3 separate regions of the Homo sapiens genome follow, and all the other regions are linked to region 1. A link is a contact called in ENCODE Hi-C data. All regions are on one chromosome and are shown on one strand. The core of a region is the stretch at or near the end of the contact, and the rest is flanking DNA. Distances in the headings are between cores, read along the strand shown.

Evidence for each region. A loop is a pair of places that touch in the nucleus more often than their neighbours do. Pooled maps may share reads with other maps.
Region 2: a pooled map shows a loop between it and region 1 (3-fold over the local background). The contact joins the enhancer-like site here to the promoter of TMEM45A in region 1. A Hi-C loop is called at or near these places in 2 of 37 single-sample maps with no recorded cell type and 3 of 50 pooled maps.
Region 3: a loop to region 1 is called in a pooled map, with 4 times the contacts of the local background. The contact joins the enhancer-like site here to the promoter of TMEM45A in region 1. A Hi-C loop is called at or near these places in 3 of 37 single-sample maps with no recorded cell type and 4 of 50 pooled maps.

The regions. Positions count from the first base shown.
Region 1 is chr3:100,491,177-100,493,876 of GRCh38, forward strand. TMEM45A (transmembrane protein 45A) reads left to right here and starts at 1,443. Exons shown (of 6, transcript NM_018004.3): 1 at 1,443-1,752. RefSeq lists a silencer at 1,161-1,460.
Region 2 is chr3:100,103,065-100,105,764 of GRCh38, forward strand. All of the region lies in intron 1 of CMSS1 (cms1 ribosomal small subunit homolog), which reads left to right. The region is part of intron 1 of FILIP1L (filamin A interacting protein 1 like); the gene reads right to left. Among named protein-coding and RNA genes, the nearest start is that of FILIP1L, 10 kb to the right of the region's middle. Within about 2 kb of position 1,252, at least 8 of the 41 ENCODE cell types and tissues checked have a DNase peak (open chromatin) inside an H3K27ac peak, as active enhancers do.
Region 3 is chr3:100,045,887-100,048,586 of GRCh38, forward strand. All of the region lies in intron 1 of CMSS1 (cms1 ribosomal small subunit homolog), which reads left to right. All of the region lies in intron 1 of FILIP1L (filamin A interacting protein 1 like), which reads right to left. Among named protein-coding and RNA genes, the nearest start is that of FILIP1L, 67 kb to the right of the region's middle. RefSeq lists an enhancer at 1,873-1,962. Within about 2 kb of position 1,290, at least 14 of the 41 ENCODE cell types and tissues checked have a DNase peak (open chromatin) inside an H3K27ac peak, as active enhancers do.

The sequences.
Region 1 (2,700 bases), core at 193-2,692:
GCAAAGAAATGAATTCTGTCAATGACCTGAGAAAGCTTGGAAATGATTCTTCTCCAGTAGAGCCTGCAGATGACAATGCAGCCCGGCTGACACCTTGATTGCACCCTTGTGAGAGCATAAGCAGAGGATCTAGTTTGGCCATGCCTGGACTTCCAACCTTCAGAAACTGTGCAGTGATATACATGTGTTGTACAAAGCACTAAGTTTGTGGGAATCTGTTGCGCAGCAATAGATGACAAATACACCAACAAACAAGACATTATCATTGTAGTGAAAGCTTTGGACACTCATAATAAATTCTGACCCCTGCAGGGATGGCAAATTGCAGATGAGTTTATGTATCTATGATGGAGTGCTGCAAACATATGTTTGGAGACATCTGTGGTAGGCTGGGATAGGTGCTGGGTCTTGGAGATTATTTTAATATCTATTTTATAAGGTAGTTGTAAGAATTAAATGTGATAATGCAGGTAAAAACTGTTTAATGCGGGGTCTGGTGCCTTCCCTGGCGTGCAGCCCAGTGAGTGTGGCTCTTGCCCACTTAATATTTCAATGAGGGAACGGTTCTGTCAATATGCACAAATTATAATGGCAATTGATTTGCAGATCTCTTCTTTCCTCCTCTCCTTCTAACTCACTAATCAAAAAACTGGTTAACCCTCCAACTGCTTTCCCAAGTTCAAAGCAACGTTTGGCGCAGTCCTTTCTCAATTCTCACACAACAAAGCAGTATTTCTCGGTTCCCTACAACGACCATCACTCAATACAAAAAACCAAGCAGGTCTGCCAAACCACTCTCATACCCAGTCCTGGTCATCTCCGCAGGAACAACTTCAATTCTGGTTAATAAGGACTTCAACGAAGGGTTCATTAAGGTTTTCCCTCCACCGAAAGAAAGAATACCGTCCCCAGGGAGCAGGCTCTTGGGCCCTATTATTTGCTCCCTGGAGAAAGTGAAGAGAGAGGAATCCCAAGGCGTGGCCTGAACGCCCTTTGGGGGCGTGGGCAGCCCGGAGCCCCAGCCTCTTCCACTCCAAGCACCAGGCGCGTCTTATTTTCAGCCCCCAAACGGCTACAAATCATCCGCCTTATTTTCAGCCTCCAAACGGCTACAAATCATCCTGTTTAAACAAAGCGGTCTGTCTAAAAGGAGGGGCATAACAGGGCCGGGGCAGGGGCAAGACCTGGGAGTAGGCAACCTCCCTCTCTGCCCCGAGCCGTCCCGGCCGCGCAGCCGCCGAGTGCCACATCAGCGACGGCGCTGCACTTCCACATTCCCTTAGGATGCAGCCAGCGGGCCTGAGAGAGGGGCGGGCCCGAGGCCCTCCGGAGTGGCGGGCCGCCCGGCCAATCGGCAGCAAGTGAAGAGCTGCGGCCACCAATGAGCTGGGGCTTGTGCCAGCCGCGGCCGCCGAGGCCCGTGCCCCGCGGGGGGAACAGATGAAGCACATCTGGACAGCTGTGCGGCCTCCTCGCGGGCCGACGTCAGCCGAGCACGTCCCCCACGTCCTCTCCTTCTCGCCACTTATTATTTATTCGTTTTCCCAAAGAAGCGACTAGGGACCCAAGTTTAAAAATTCCTCCCCCCACCCAATGCGAGACGTGGCCAGATCCCATCCAACACACGGTTTAATTTTCATGGGGCTCTGGGATCAAAAGAACAGAAACAGCAACAACAAAAGCCCAGCCGCTGTCTGATTTTAAGCTGGCAAAGTGGGAAAAATAAAGTGTTGAGTAAACAGACCAAGTTGGGTAAGTTTTGGATACGTGCTGGATATCATATTTCTCTTGCCGTGATCTCTATCCTGTGTCTTTTTACTGTTCTCACCAGCTTTCTCTTCATCAAGGGGAGAAAAGTAACACTTGCTGCGACAAACTGGACCCTTCGCTCCCTTCTCTTCCGTTTCACTAACATTTTAATTTAATTTTTTTGGTTTGCTATTCTTTTTTTTTTTTTTTTTTTTTTGGTGAGCTAGTTTTAAATATCCTGGGAGCAGCAATGTGACTGATATTCTGTTGTAAACCTCTAACTCCAAAATTGAATCTATTGATAAATTTATTTCTCTATTTTCTTTCTGTGAAAATACTGTGGGTATTTGTAAAGCCAAAATCGTTTTTTATCCCCAACTCTGGGACTGTTTTGATGGGAGATTGAGAAAATTATCTGATCTTTTCAGAATTAACACGTTTGCTTCTGTTAATAGGATGTCTAATATAAATTACGTAAAACCTGGGTTATGCAGGTAGTTGCTGGATTTTTCACTTAAATCTGGAGGTAGTTGCAAGCCAAATATATATCTTTTCGGTATTCTCCTATCCATAGTGGGAGACCTGAATTCCTTTATAATTGTTAAAAACAAACAAACATGTGACAGACCACTTGTGTGTTCATAAACTTATAATTGTATATATATACTATATAGTATATATGCACTATATAGTATGGTATATATACTATATACATGCTATGTATACACTATGCTATATGGTGTATATGCTCTATGTATGCTATATAGTATACTCTATATACGCTATATATTTTGTTGTTGTTGTAGTTTGTTTGTTTGTTTTTGAGACAGAGTCTCACTCTTGTCGCCAAGGCTGGAGTGCAATGGCACGATCTCGGCTTACTGGAACCTCTGCCTCCCGGGTTCAAGTGATTCTCCTGACTCAGCCTCCCAAGTAGCTGGGATTACAGAT
Region 2 (2,700 bases), core at 2-2,501, 390 kb before region 1:
CCGACTGTGGGTACACAGATCTAGTCTTTGTGAAATACCTTCCCTGACTTTTGTATATTCCTGTTCACCCTGTGATTGTAGGCCAGGAGTCTTTAATAGGAAACTGGTGATTTGAAGTCTCCCCACATAAGCAGACCAAGCAGCTTTTTGAAAGAAGCCCACTCAGACCATGGAGAAGGCAGCAGCTCACAGTGGCAGCAAGAGCTATGAGACAGCAAGAGTCAGCCAGAAACACACATGCAGAACCCGAAGTCTTGAGCACAGCAGGAGGTTGGGCAAAGCTGCTCCATTCTGAAGGTTATTATGGCCCCACTGGGGGCTGCCACACAAGTACTGGCATGAAAGCAAACTAGTGTTGGGATAACTGTTTTAATATTTGCAAAATCCACTCTAGGTGTGAGCTCCTTTGTGTAACTGAAGATCTAGAGTCTTTAGGAGTTTATTCCTCAAAACTTGAATCAGGTTTTTTCTAGGCAAGTTGGAAGCACGGATTGGGCAGGTAACAACAACCATTCTTCATGTTGAGCAAAAAGGAGGTGTGGGCAGTTAAGAGCCAAAGTTGAGATGGAGGAGAGAATATTGGTTGCCAGCATTGCACTGTATTAGAAGCCATGGAATGGTCTCTTCCAGCAGCTATTACAAACTGCCCCCTGGGAAATTCAAACAAGAAAACCTTTGGGTTTCACTTCACTGGCCTTGCAATAAACATGTTTGTTCAAATAACAAATTGTTGCATTAAGATAAATCTGTCTGTGTTATCCTAAAGAAAAGAGTCTATGCCCTGTGTGTTGGCAGCATTATCAATGAACAGCTGATATTTATGTAAATATCAACCTTATTAATAAGAATCATGAGCACGGGTCTGCCAAGGTTCCTGACAGCTTGTTTAATCAGGCGCATTAACTCAGAGGTTTTCAGTTAGTAGAAGCGTCCTCTTACCTTATTTGCTTAAAGGCCCAGAGGCCATGTCACCAAATTGGGGCTTCTAGCCATCCACTGAGGAGAGGTGACTTTTCATTTCTCTGAAATGAAGCCAACTGCTCTCTGTGTGTGTTTGGATTGGAGAGCACAGGTTACAATGAGAGTGGCCCTCTCTCACCCCCACCCCCATTGCCAGTCATGCCAAGTTACAGGGTAGGGACTGCAAAGAAGCTTGCTCAGGCAAAGCATCTAGATGGACTGACTGGTAGGAGGCCCCTTTGTGGGATGGCTCACCCTGACCTCTGCCTGAAACTGGAATCAAGACCAAGATGACATAGCTGTGGTCACACAAAGCCCGTTAACTACATCAGTTGTCTTTGTTTATTCAATAACTCTGAGCTACACTTTTTTTTACACAAGAAATGTGACCCACACTTTGTTTGAGATACTCCAGAAAGATGTAGCAATGTGGTTACCATTTTATAAACTTTTAAATAAAACTGTTAGCAGTTCACAACTTTGTTTAAAGAACAATGGCTTGGAACATAGGCCTGTGTTCCCAAGACCCAGAGGACAGTGACCAAGGCAGAGAAGAACCGAGTACAGATCTGGCTGACCAAGGCCTGCTTTGCATGCCCAGGAATCTAAAAGTTAAGCTTGAGGGCCTTTTCCTGTTTTGCAGGAGTAGTAGCAGTGAATTTGACCCGATTGCTTTGGTGATTTGCACTGATGTTCTCAGCTTGTTAGCTTTCATCAAGAAAAACTTTCATCAAGAGAAACTCAGAAAAAACAGGGATGAAAAGAGTCACCCCTGTTATTTTCCCTTACCCCCAAAACTGGCTGAGAATCACCATTTACAGCTTAGCTAGCTCAATATCTAGCTATTGCCATCCTTGTTTCTTCACTTCCATGTTTTTCTACCTCTATAGTTTCTTCTGTCTGTAACAGCCAAAACCTCACCTATGCATTAACTCTAATCTTTCTGTAAAAGTATCTGCCTTTATTTAACTTTCTGCTCATGACATGATTTATGTATATAAGAATCTTCATTTACAGATTGTTTCTTTTACTATACTTAGGTGTAGCTATTGTTCTCTTAGCCTAGTCTTGGAAAGGGTGTTCACAAGTAAGCATTGTTTAAGTCTCATATACTTTCCTCTAACAGCATACAAACATTTATGCCTGTAAAGATTTTTCTGGCCTGTTGACAAGGCTGATTTAGTAGATAATGTATTCTCCTACCAGAGCTTAAAGTTGAAATAACATATAATTGAAGCTGACCATTAATACTGATTTGGGAGTGGCAATATTTAGTTTGTTAAGTACTCAGGAAAGACATGAGCAATAGGAATTTGGACTAGTAATATCTTTTTAGACACATATTTCTCACAACTCAGTTTGGCTCCCTGGAAGGCATTTCTTTTGAATCAACTGCAATTCGTATCTAACAATTTCATAGCTTACAAGTAAGACTGCTATTAAAATGTTAACTAATTCTGGGGCAAAAGGGACTTCCAGGAAGGTTCAGTAATCATTGAACAGGGTGGTTAAAGGGCTATAAGATTAACCGAAAACATAGCACTTCTCATATACCCTTTAAGCAGAATTGATAAGGTATTTCCTAGAGATTAATGACATTCTGAGTTAATAGGCTGAGGGAAGGTCATTAATTCTTACACAAAGGTGGTCTGGAAAGTAGAAATGAAAAACAACTGCTAGGTCAAGCTGATGCAATCCCAGGAGACATTTCAGAAGATCAGTTTCCTTTTTAGAAGCCCA
Region 3 (2,700 bases), core at 40-2,539, 450 kb before region 1:
GTGTCCTTTCTGCGCAGGGATGAGGTCACTGGGGAAGGGGGAGGAGGCGGAGCTGGGGTGGATGAGAGAAGGGAAGGGGAAGAAGCTGTCACATCTGCATTCTTGGTGGAAAAATGGAAACATGTTTGCCACATGCTTGCTTTGTTTGTTTATTTTTTAAGGAAAGGGTATGGAGAGGCAAGAGAATAGTGAGGAATTGTAACATGATGACTGCTTGGTTTTCCCCCAAGGCTTCACAGCTAAATAGCTGTATTCTCAATAACAGGCTCATCAAATTTCCCAGGGCACTGATAACTCTATGAATCTAATCCTGAATACTTGAAACTGATCAGGGCCAGGATATTCCAGCGTTTGGATCCAGTAACTTCTTTAGAGTTGTGAAAATTCCTAATTCTAGATAGTCCACTCCTCCTTATGCCTCAGACATGTCTTAAAAAGGGAAATTCAGAATTTGCAGAATTATTTTTATATTTGGCAATGTAGTTAAAAGTATCAGGTTGTTCACCTATTTCTCAAAGTTGTCACTGAAAGTAAACAACCTTTTTTTTTTTTTAAGTTTACTAGTAGTAGCCTAACTGGTAGATCATAGTTTTATCTCTAGAGCTTGTTGTATATACAGAGATTATAAATCTAGAATTCCCCAACTCCCCCCAGGATTTGGGATTGTTGTTACAATTGGTTGTTGTTGATGTTTTTGTGAGGAGAGAGGTTAGCAAAAGAGGGGTCCTGTTGTCATTACAGGGAATGACCTGGCCTGGGCAAAATCACAACCAACCACTTGGCCATCTCAGCTCCAGGTAATAGAAATAAGTCAGCGCTGACAGAAGTGAGAAAAATACTCAAAATGCTCTCAAGATGGTTTTGAACCCTTCAAACCTGATAAGGCCAGGTCTGATTAGCCTTTGTATCTTCAATACCTCAGCCAGGGCCTAATAGATAGTAAGTGCTCAGTGAGTGGTGAGTGGCCAAGTAACCCAGTTTTCCTATTTTCCATGGTTCAGGACTACTGTTGGTAGGCAGAACAAATGACCATGAGTAATTAGGTAGAGGGAAAAAATATTTCCTCCTAAATCATGGAGAAAGAGGCTGTTATTTAAGTAAATATAATAATTGACTATCAACAGTGCTCCCGACTTGAGTTTTCAAGATAAAATGTAAAGGGTATTGTCCTCAGGTTTTGAAGGTCCAAAACTGCTAAATGTTTAGCCATTGAAGTTTTCTAACCTAAATTTCCTTGTTGGTAAAATGGGTATAATACTTTCTCTGCCTACCTTTCTAGGGTTATTTTCAGGATTAAATGCTTTTAAGGAAGTGAAACTAGTAAAAACTATCGGAGGGAAGTGTTGTTATTTTCTTCTTTTGAGAACAATATATCTTTAAACATTTTTAGAAGAAAAAAAGGTTTTGAATTCCTTGAAGAAAAGGTGCTTCCAAAGCATATTTATTGATGCTATTATTGTAAATCCCTCTTTAAGCTTCATGCATTTAAAAATTAATGACAACTCTCCTCTTCCTTTCTGGAAAGCTTTTATGACTTAACTCCAAATTCTATGTGTTTAAAAAAACTAAAGTATCATGTCCTCCTTAAAGAATACCATTATTATTCATAACCTCTGAAACCAGCGAGGGTCATAAAGCTACTGACTGCGAATGATTAAGTGGCCACAAATAAAACACTGGTATTACCACATGTAAATTCTTTCCCTGCAGTTTATGCCTCCGCAAACAGTGATTCAACTGCAGGTGTCTGTCAAGAGACAGTAGAGTTTTGTCCTTCTGGAAGCCTCACTGTATGTGAAGTCAAGAAACAATGCCCCTGCCACTGTCTAGCTATAGCCTCAATCAAATCATTTCACCTCTCTTAGCCTCTGCTTCCTCTTTTAACTGACAGGGCATTCAGTGGCTGTGCGTCTGGGCCTCACTGCTCTCCCCAGAAGGCATTTGAAAAAAAAAAGGAAGGCATTTTTGGTTGTCAAAATGACAGGGTGGGCGAAAAATGATAGGATGGAGGTAGCTTCTGGCACTTAGTAGGCAAATTTTCTATGGTGAGTTGAGCAGACTCATGAAAGAACGAATTGTCCCTCCTATAGTGTAAATATACCCTCCTAAGAAACACTGGGCCATAGCTTGTGAAAGTGAAAGGGTTTAAATTAGTAGTAAGGGACTGTCCCAGGCAAGCTGGCATATAGGGGCCAAACAGCCACAATCCAAGTCCACTTGTGCTTGCATTGTCTTCCTGCATTCTGGCCCTGTTTGCCCCACAAATGACCAGGTCCCAAGCTCTGCTGAACAGCCCTCAGGGAAGGGGACAGATAGGTCCAGACCAAATCCTTCCACTGTCTTTATTTTACTAGGAAAACTAGCAATAGACTTAAAGTTAACTCACTTGTTTATCCCTTAATTTGGTTATGCTTTAGTCCCAGAGGCCCCTCATTTCTCCCCTTTCCAGACCTTCAGAGCCTTCGGCACTGCCAGCCCTCAAGTATGGCAGCTGCTTGAAGCATTTGCTTGGGGTGAGTTGGGGAAAGAGGAGGAAGAGTAGAGCCAGCTCTTCCCTGCAGCTGTGGCTAACCGAGGCAAGCTGTGACACGGAGCTCACTCCATCTCAGTCAGAGCCCACCCTGAAGCCATATCTGTGGGTGCAAAGTTATTGTGACACAACCCACCACACAGTGTCAGGGGAGAAACTGAGCATGGTAA